Linked DNA regions of Homo sapiens: region 2 is linked to region 1. The links are chromatin loops, found by intact Hi-C in ENCODE. Cell type or tissue: PC-3. All regions are shown on one strand. Links, peaks and the distances in the headings refer to the core of each region. The heading gives the core; the rest is flanking DNA. Region 1 has its middle 870 kb from the start of LINC01507. Region 2 has its middle 780 kb from the start of LINC01507.

Evidence for each region. A loop is a pair of places that touch in the nucleus more often than their neighbours do. Peaks named below come from ENCODE experiments on the same cell type or tissue, not always from the same donor. Only the 100,000 strongest peaks of a DNase experiment are listed, where the experiment ranks them.
Region 2: it touches region 1 in a loop (8-fold over the local background); 1 of 110 quality-filtered maps calls a loop at or near these places.

Annotation. Positions count from the first base shown.
Region 1 is chr9:80,696,493-80,700,899 of GRCh38, forward strand. No RefSeq gene overlaps it. Among named protein-coding and RNA genes, the nearest start is that of LINC01507, 870 kb to the left of the region's middle. In PC-3, for the core only: a CTCF peak has its summit at 2,379; a DNase peak (open chromatin) is centred at 3,159; H3K4me3 peaks cover 534 bases; H3K27ac peaks cover 1,340 bases.
Region 2 is chr9:80,603,320-80,607,726 of GRCh38, forward strand. No RefSeq gene overlaps it. Among named protein-coding and RNA genes, the nearest start is that of LINC01507, 780 kb to the left of the region's middle. In PC-3, for the core only: a CTCF peak has its summit at 1,992 (motif pointing right); no DNase peak of the experiment used is centred there.

The DNA of each region.
Region 1 (4,407 bases), core at 158-4,157:
GGCTGAGGCAGGAGAATCGCTTGAACCCAGGAGGCAGAGTTTGTGGTGAGCTGAGATTGTGCCATTGTACAAGAGCAAAACTCCATCTCAAAACAAAAAAACAAAAACAGGAGCTAAAAATGTACACACTACTTATTAATGTTTTCAAATCAGTAATAGACATATAGGGTAGCAAAGCCCTGGTTTTATTGTTTGTTCACACCTGACATCTAAATTTTGACATTGAATTACATTAATACTGTTGCCTCCATGGTGGAAGTTAACTGTAGGAGAAGTCACGATACCTCGATTAAGTGAAAAATACGTAGAGTTTATCTTGTTAGCAACAAGACTCTTTTTAGAGACAGAAAAGGTACAGCTACTCTGAACTTGAGCACCCCAGAAAAGGGTTCATTGGAAGAATAAAAAAAAGTTGTGTAAACTGAGTATGTTAGGTCATTCTTGTGTTTCTATAAAGAAATATTTGGAGCTGGGTAATTTACAAAGAAAACAGGTATAATGGGCTCATGGTTCTGCAGGCTATACAAGTGTCTGCTTCTGGTGAGGGCCTTGGGAAACACAATCATGGTGGAAGGCAAAGGGGGAGCAGGCATCTCACATTACCAGAGTGGGAATAAGAGAGCAAGGAGGGAGTTCTACACACTTTCAAACAACTAGATCTTGTGAAAACTCACTCATCACCAAGGAGATGGTGCTAAGCCATTCATGAGGGATATGCCCCCTTGATCTAAACACCTCCCACCAGGCCTCCCCAACCTCCAACACTGAGGATTACATTTCAACTTGAGATTTGGAGGAGAAAAATATCCAAACTATCTCACCGAGGAAACTGCAGCCATGATATGGCCAATGGCACAGGAAATTTGTTTTTCCTCCAGCATTACCAATGATAATTTACCTTGCAAATAGAATGACCAAGTGCAAGTTCCTTTCCATAGAAATCATTTAGCAAGGGAACAGCACCTGTTCAAGAATCTGTGAATTTCTAAGGGAAAATTTACATCTTTATTTTTTTACATCTTGAAGATTTAGCATTTTCTTTAATCATGACTGTAGCTCTAACCGCAGTAATATTAGAAGCACCTAGTCATTAATATAAATCAGATATTTTTATATCACCTTACAGTTTATTAACATATTGTTTACATTAAAGTGTATTATTTAATGTATTGACATATTTTAAAAACATTTTGATTACATTTGAATATACTAGTTTTTTCATTCTGTACATTTATTTATTTAAAAACATTAGTTTGAGAGACGTTTTTAGACTGACAACTAATCCATTGTGCAAGAAAGATGGAGAATTTCTGATCTAGTCTAACTGCCCTAATCCAAAACATCTTAATCTCAGTCCTAGTTAATTATTATTTTCCTCACTGATTTTACTCCTTCCATTCTTGTTACTCTAGAATCAATTCTACTTCAAATACCAGGGGTCTCTTTAGAATATGTAAGTACTGTCTCACTCACTCTCTTGCTAAAAATCTTCTGATGCTTTCCCAGTACACTGACTCAAGTCCACATTCCAAACCATAGTCCAAATGTCACACATCTAGTTTCTTCCAGTTTCTCTGACCTGACCAATTACGCTTTTCTTTACCTACTCTCCTGGCTTTCTTTGTATGCCTCTGTCATAAATTTGATATTGTCTATGGCCTTTGTTTGGCTTTGGTCCTTAGTGCTGGCTGGAATTCTCTCCTCCAAACGCTTCTCCCTACCAGATACTTGTATGGCTTCCTTCAAACCCACCAGGTTTCAACTCAAACACCACCTCCCAACATTATCCTTGATTACCCAAACTAAAGCAGCTCTTTCTTCCCCAGGTCCCTGTGTCATGTCACAGAATTGGCTTCAGAATTGTTCCCACCACCTGAAATTATCTTCATATCCACATATCTATTATATTTCTTGTTCAAGAGTATAAATTCTAAGAGGGCAAAGACTTGCCTGTTTGGCCTACCACTTTAAATTCTGCAGTACATAATGGGAATCGTATAAATATTTTTGACTGAGCCTCATTAGTTTATTGATGAGGAAACTAGGGCACAGGGTGCCTGATGAGTTTCCTTGTCATTTCATATCATAATGCAGACACTGTAAACACCTGTAATTAAACTTTTAATGGTCTGCTGGTATTTTATTTTTGATTACAGTTAAACAAATTATTCTATTATTGAAAAATACAACTTCTCTTGTATTGAATGAGCTTTTAGTGATTTGTCACACTACCTCCTAAAAGCTTACTCACCTAAGCACAAAACCCCAATTATTTTTACAGCACTGGTTAATTTTCTCTAAAATTTTTCTGAAATTGATGTCCCAGTTTCTGAAACTGTATCTTCTTAGGCATAGATTGTTCCTTGGATCATTTTTAGAATAATAGTGCCCTCTATGTTTAACCAACATTAGATAGTCCACCAAAGACTTCTTGGAAGGTTTTTAAAAGACAACTCATTGTTTATTTAGTCTCTGGTTACATTAAAAAATGAAACTCTATACTACAATTATAGTTTAATTTCAAGACCATTGATTTGTTTAGTTGCCAAGCTTTTGTAAATACTTGAATATATATTTCATTAGCTTGCCATTCATTTAGAGTTGGAAAAGTTAGAATTTCCTCTGCATGGAAAGAATCTGCTCTACTAGATCCAGTTTGTTTATTTTCTTGAAATAGTTGATGCAAATAAACAGTCTAGTTGAAAACAGGACTTTGGCTGGTCTTTAAAGCCAGCTGAACTAATAAACCAACTTGTCAGTGCTATTCTCCCAGATCATATTTTCCCTTGATGCTGTTGAACTATAGGGACACTCATTTATTATAGGATTTGCGTTCGTAATACCAGTCAAATCATCTGAAAATCTAGATCTTTTGGACAAAGTAATAAACAGATGACCTAAGTGGGATTACACTTTTACAAAAGAGCTTTCTCTGCTTTAGTTCCAGATATGGTTGGTTTTCAGCCTGGTAGTGTGATCAAAGTCAGATATCTCTGGAACAGAGTGAAGGAAACTAATGACTGCCACACAGGATAAGCAATAGGCAAGTCAGGCAGGTATGCAGAGTTGTCATGGACACAGTGATGATTATGTTTCATGTTGTTAAAATAGTAAGAGTGAATCTGGACGGTAAAAAACCGAGTCATGCCAGAGCACTTGAGTCAGCTATGTGTATGCCTGCTAGGGAGTTTTCCTTTGTTCTGCATAGAGGCAGTCAGCTTACTTTAGTGGCTTTTCCTTGCATGGCATAATCACCAGCTATGTGATTAACCATGTCTAGTTAAGTTATTTCATCACATCAAAAGTAGTGTAAAATAGCTCTTCTGTTGACTGGAAAGCTGAGTTCAGTGGTTATGAATGTACCAGACATCAAAGAGCTCCATTATCCACAGACTATATGGAAGCAGGCCAGCAGCATTCAAAGTTTCCCCTCTATTGCTCTTTCCTTTAAGTGGAGTCAGCACCTACTAGACTGGAGGGAAGGAAGTGATTTCCATAATAATCCATTCCTGCACTCTTTAACCAAATAGGAAGGATGGTGACCAGCTGTTCTGTATCTCCACCAAAGGCAGATAAAGGGGAAAAAATGTGTTCATTTTATAACAGGAAGACACCACTGGGTACTGGCTAGAAAAAAGAGAAAAAGCTTCTAATTCTGGCTTTTACCGCTATTAAGTTCTACAATTATGGCTAAATTGTTTAGCTTCTCTTGAAGCATCTCTGAAAGACTAGAACTAGTTTCAATAATCTGGAAAGTTCTTCAGGGCACAAATCATATGCAATTTTAAATATTTGATTCTATGTGTTACCTAAACTTGAAACAAGTGAATGAAAAATATCCAAATATCAACTCCAGGAAAATTTTAGTATAGGGAATACAAACCATGTCAAAATGTGCCTTGAGAGTGCAAAAAAAAAATACTCAATAAAGTCTAAGTAGATTATCCTGATGATTACAAGTGTTCACATTTTTAATGTATGCTTATCTCAGCTTGGGTTCCCCAGAAGCAAATCCTGGGATGAGGTTTCGTACAAAAGTGATTTATCAGGAAGTGTTCCCTGGAAAAATTGGTGGGAATATGAGAAAATGGGATGCTGAAGGGAAAGAAAAACAAAAGTGTAATATCAAGCAAAATGCTATAACATAATCAGTTCAATCCTCCAGAGAAATAGAATTGAGATTCAGGCCATGTTTGGGAAGAAAATGATAGGAAAATCCAATAGAGGAGTGATATAAAATAAAAACTATGTTTCCTTATCAGAATAGTTTGTTTCCAGATTTCATTAGATAAGACGATTCTAACAAGTTAAAGTCTTCTGCTTCAGGTATACATAGATATTGTATTATCTCACCAATACCTACTTTATCATCATTAAGCAGGAATTATGCTCTGATGGCAGCTTCCA
Region 2 (4,407 bases), core at 95-4,094, 93 kb before region 1:
CTGCTCCATTCTTGCTTAATGGTAAAACTATGGAGAGTTGCAGATAGCTTGTTCTTTTAGACCTTTTACTGAGCAGAAACTCAAGTTTGGAGAGATTAAGAAACCAGAGTTGGTTACACAGCTCACATGGAGACAAGATAATATTCAAAGTCCTCCATATGTGCCGTACATCATGTTTGGTTTTCAGAAATCTTTCTCATATATTGTCTTATTTAATTTCCATAGCAATTATTAATGTAGGTAGTTCTTACAGATGAAAAAGATAGAGTCACATAGAAGTGACAAAACTCAAGGCTCAAAATATCTTGGTGGAAGAGCTGAAGCTTGAATGTATTTATTCTATCAATGCTCTTTCCACCTCTTTATAAGCCTCTTCACTTTCAATAGCAGCTCCTACCACCTAAAAAATGGCATTCTATTGTTCATACATATGTGAAAATGGTAACTAACAAGCCACATTGACCAGAATTTTGAAGTTGAGCTTTGCTTTTTTCCACTGATTTAGAAAAGATAACTTTACAAAGAAACATCATTTTACTACCTTCTCAATAACAGAACACTTAGTTCAGTGTGATATTCTTTAATGGTTTTGAAAAGAGATTTAGTTAGAGATTATTAATTTCGTCCAGATGTGAAAAAGGGTGAAGATAAAGTAAATATTAAGCATAAGAAAGGAGAAATGTGCTTTTCACTTTCACAAAACGCCTTTTGTTTGCCTTGCTCTTGACTTCTGCTGCTCACAACCGTATTTGATGGTCCACAAAACCAGAGCAGAATCAGAACAGAAGCAAAACAGGCTGTGGAATGGGCAAGTGTGTTCTACTGACTAGCAGGGCTATAAGTCTGTCAAGGCCTCTAGCTCACCTTTGTTGCCAACAGTCTCTGAAATAAAAAGTTGCTTCCTCAAATTGCTACTTACAGTTTTATACTAAAATTCTAATGCTAATCAGAAAATAGAATTTAAATAATGTCTGTTGGAGGAGGTAATTATGCATCCTTACTTGGTACCATATAGGCATGTTTATTTGCATATGAAGATTCTGAGACAAGAGGGGCTTCTCCCACCTTCAATTCTTGGGAGCTACAAGAAAAAAAAATTTAAAGTTACTTTTCAGAGCCTTACAAATAGAGAAGGCTGATAAGTCTTTGGAGGGCTGCCGGGTGCAGTTTTAATCCTCAAAATGTGTGTCTGTTCAGAATGCATAGTTACTACACATTCCCATTTGCATTTGCACCCACCCAGTGCTACAAAACTATTATGGCAAATCCAAAAAGCCCATTTCTTGCTGGCCAGCTCAAAATGCATGAAAATGGTGATCAAAGATATCAAAGGAGACAGTGATCCCCGGAAGTATTGTTTAAAAGTGATCCATAGAACAACATTTCCAGGGCAAAGAGTCCCCCATCAGAGCATATTTGTAATAATGTTGTGGCCTATTTCCACTAAGACAGAAAATGTGGCATTAAAAATGTGCCATGTCTCCGTCAACCTGTGACACATTGGAGGACAGAAAAGGGAGGATGAATATCATGCATGGGGATGATGAGGGTAGACAGACGAAGTGCTCAACAAAAAGGCAGCCCATGATCTGGAACACGAACACTATAAATTCACAAGTAAACCATTATTAAAACTTTCCAGATCCATAAATGCTGCCATTAATCACTTCCAAATTAACCTGATGTGAGTTAAATTATTGCAAGTTCCTGTGTAAATTAAATTATTATTAGTTGCAGGGTTTATTCGTGTTGGTAGAGGCTGCACTAGGAAGGAAGGGATAGTGAGACCTACCGGTTTCAATTTACAAAAGAGGGTTTGGGGAAAAATATTTTTGCTTGATTACGAGAGCAAAACCACTTCACAGTATAATATCATAATAATTATAGCCATATATCATAACATGTCATAAGTCCAGGACAAAGCTCAGTAGCCTTTCGTAAGCAGCAGCCAACAATGCAAGAAAAGCAAGTGAATGAGGTAATGGATTTCTTTTCCCTTATTCCACTAGAGAGCAGTGTTCTTTTGTACAAATCAGGTAGGTTGTTTGCTGCAAAGAACCTGTAGAGAAAATCTACATTAGGAGAGGTTTTATTAGCAGGAGAAAGGTCTCTTGCATAAAACTCTGCATTCTGAACAAAAGGTGAAGACAGTTTTTTCCAGCCAACTTGCTCTTATTGATGTAGGTATACCTCTGATACCTTATTTTCATATGGAAAAGTGTTGGTTATTCAAAAATATAACATGAAAACTATAGATTACATTCTATAGTAAATTTTTCAGATGGCAATCCTTTGCCAAAACAGATCTGTCAGTAACCAACTATTAGTTATCTTTATGGGTAATACAAAAATATTAATAATTTTTTTAACAAAAACTCCTAAACAATTCAGGAGCAAAAGAAAGAGTGAAGAGAAGGAATTTATGTGTGTTGTGGAGTTTTACCAACCTCCTCCTTTTCATTTTTTAACTCATTATACTGCTAGTACCTTTATTGCTGTTGCCAAGAACAGCAACTTTGCATGATAGACATTTGTCTGCTTCTCTAAGAGAAAATATTCTGTCATAGGCAATTTGGCTACAACTCTTTGATCTATAAGTTGACATTCCAAGAACCCCAAGGCCAAGCTAACAATAGCCGAAGGTTGTTTCCTCATTTGATGTTGTATAAATACGCTTCTAACCCTTCAGTTTCAAGTACTTGGAAACAGGCATAGCTAAACCATGAGTTTACGTGTTATGTGTGTATGTAACTGACTGCCTCTCTAGTTCAATATGAATTAAATTACTGGGTAATTTTGGTTTCTTCTAGAAGGAAATGAATATGCTCTTAAGTATTTAGAATCACTAGAAAGCCTTTTAGTTATTCCTGGATACAAATCAATGTCACCTGAAGTGTGGTTTCCTTGTGGATTCAGCCCCATTTTTCTCCATTTGCTTTTAGTATTATTTTTCTGATATATCACATCACTTTGCTATTTCTTTTCCCTAAACACACTGAACAATATAGTTGTAGGCAAAAATATCTTGGGAGAAAAATAAATGGGGAAAAATCTGAGGCCTGACAAATAACAATGGGAAAGGCCCTTCAGAGTATTCACTTGTTAATTTCGAGAAATCAGAGCATATGAAGTGTCAAGTTTGACACAGCAGATCCTGGGATTTATTTGAGCCTGCTCTTCTCTGCCTGTGTGCTGCACTTTCTGACACAGTACATGTTGAGAATTTAATATTCCTTGACCAAAATAAGTGTGGATTTCTTGAATTTCAAATCCAGATATCTTGAAGAACAGTGTTTCACATAAGATTTAGTACATAGACGGTGCTGAATAAACAGAGGTGGATATGCGAATGATTGAATTGGAGATAAAGTAATAAATCCCTCCATTTCAATCTGTTCCAATGCCTAATGCTTATGAGTCAGCTACATCAAAAGCCGTGCTTGTATCACAAAAACCCACAAATCTACTAATTAGACATCAAGAAGAGAAGAGGGGACTTAACGGAGTTTCTATAAACAACTAGACCTAGGTTTGAAGCATAGCTTTACCATGTATTTTATGTGTCACATATTAGGCTAAGTTCTTTGAACCTTGCCTTCAATATTTATACAAATAATGAGACTTAACAATGCTTCCCTGCCAAAATCATGTGGACAACTAATAACTATGTACTCAAAACAGACACTCAAAAACAGAAGAAATCATTTCTAAGTAAATAGGGGCACCCAGCCAGAGGTGTAATCTCTCACTTTTAAATGAAATATTTTGATTAGGTCAGATGATCTTAATGATCTAGGAGAAGTGCTAAAATATTGCAATAACATATTTTGCACCCATCTGTGAAAACGTCAGCTAAATAAATTATTAAGTGAACCATCTGATTTGAAATCTTTTGAATATCCCAGCCCTGGAGTAGGGGAGAACAGAAAATTTCAAAACATGTATATATATTTACATTTAGAATCAATACTTTGAAAGACACTTAAACTGAAAATGCATATACCCATTTGGGAGGGCAAGTTGGTGATATGTTCAAAACCATAAGAAATATTCATAAACCTTGAGGGAGTAATTCTATTCCAAGAAAGTCTTCCCAGAGAAATAACAATCAGAAATATGCAGTCAAAAACCTATATTTCTAGCTGTTTATAACTTTTTTTTAGTAATCGTGAAAAACTAGTTACAATTTAAGTGTCTCACAATAGGAGATTAATTAAATATATTATGGTATTTCTTACAATAGTCTATTATGAAGCCATTAAAACTGCATTTTCAAATACTGTTTAATGACATGGAAAATGATCAAAAATAAATTTAAGTGAAAAAGGAGGATATAAAACTGAATTTACAATGTGATGCCAATTTTGTAATACTGAGCATTTCATATAATTATTTTTATTCAACGTG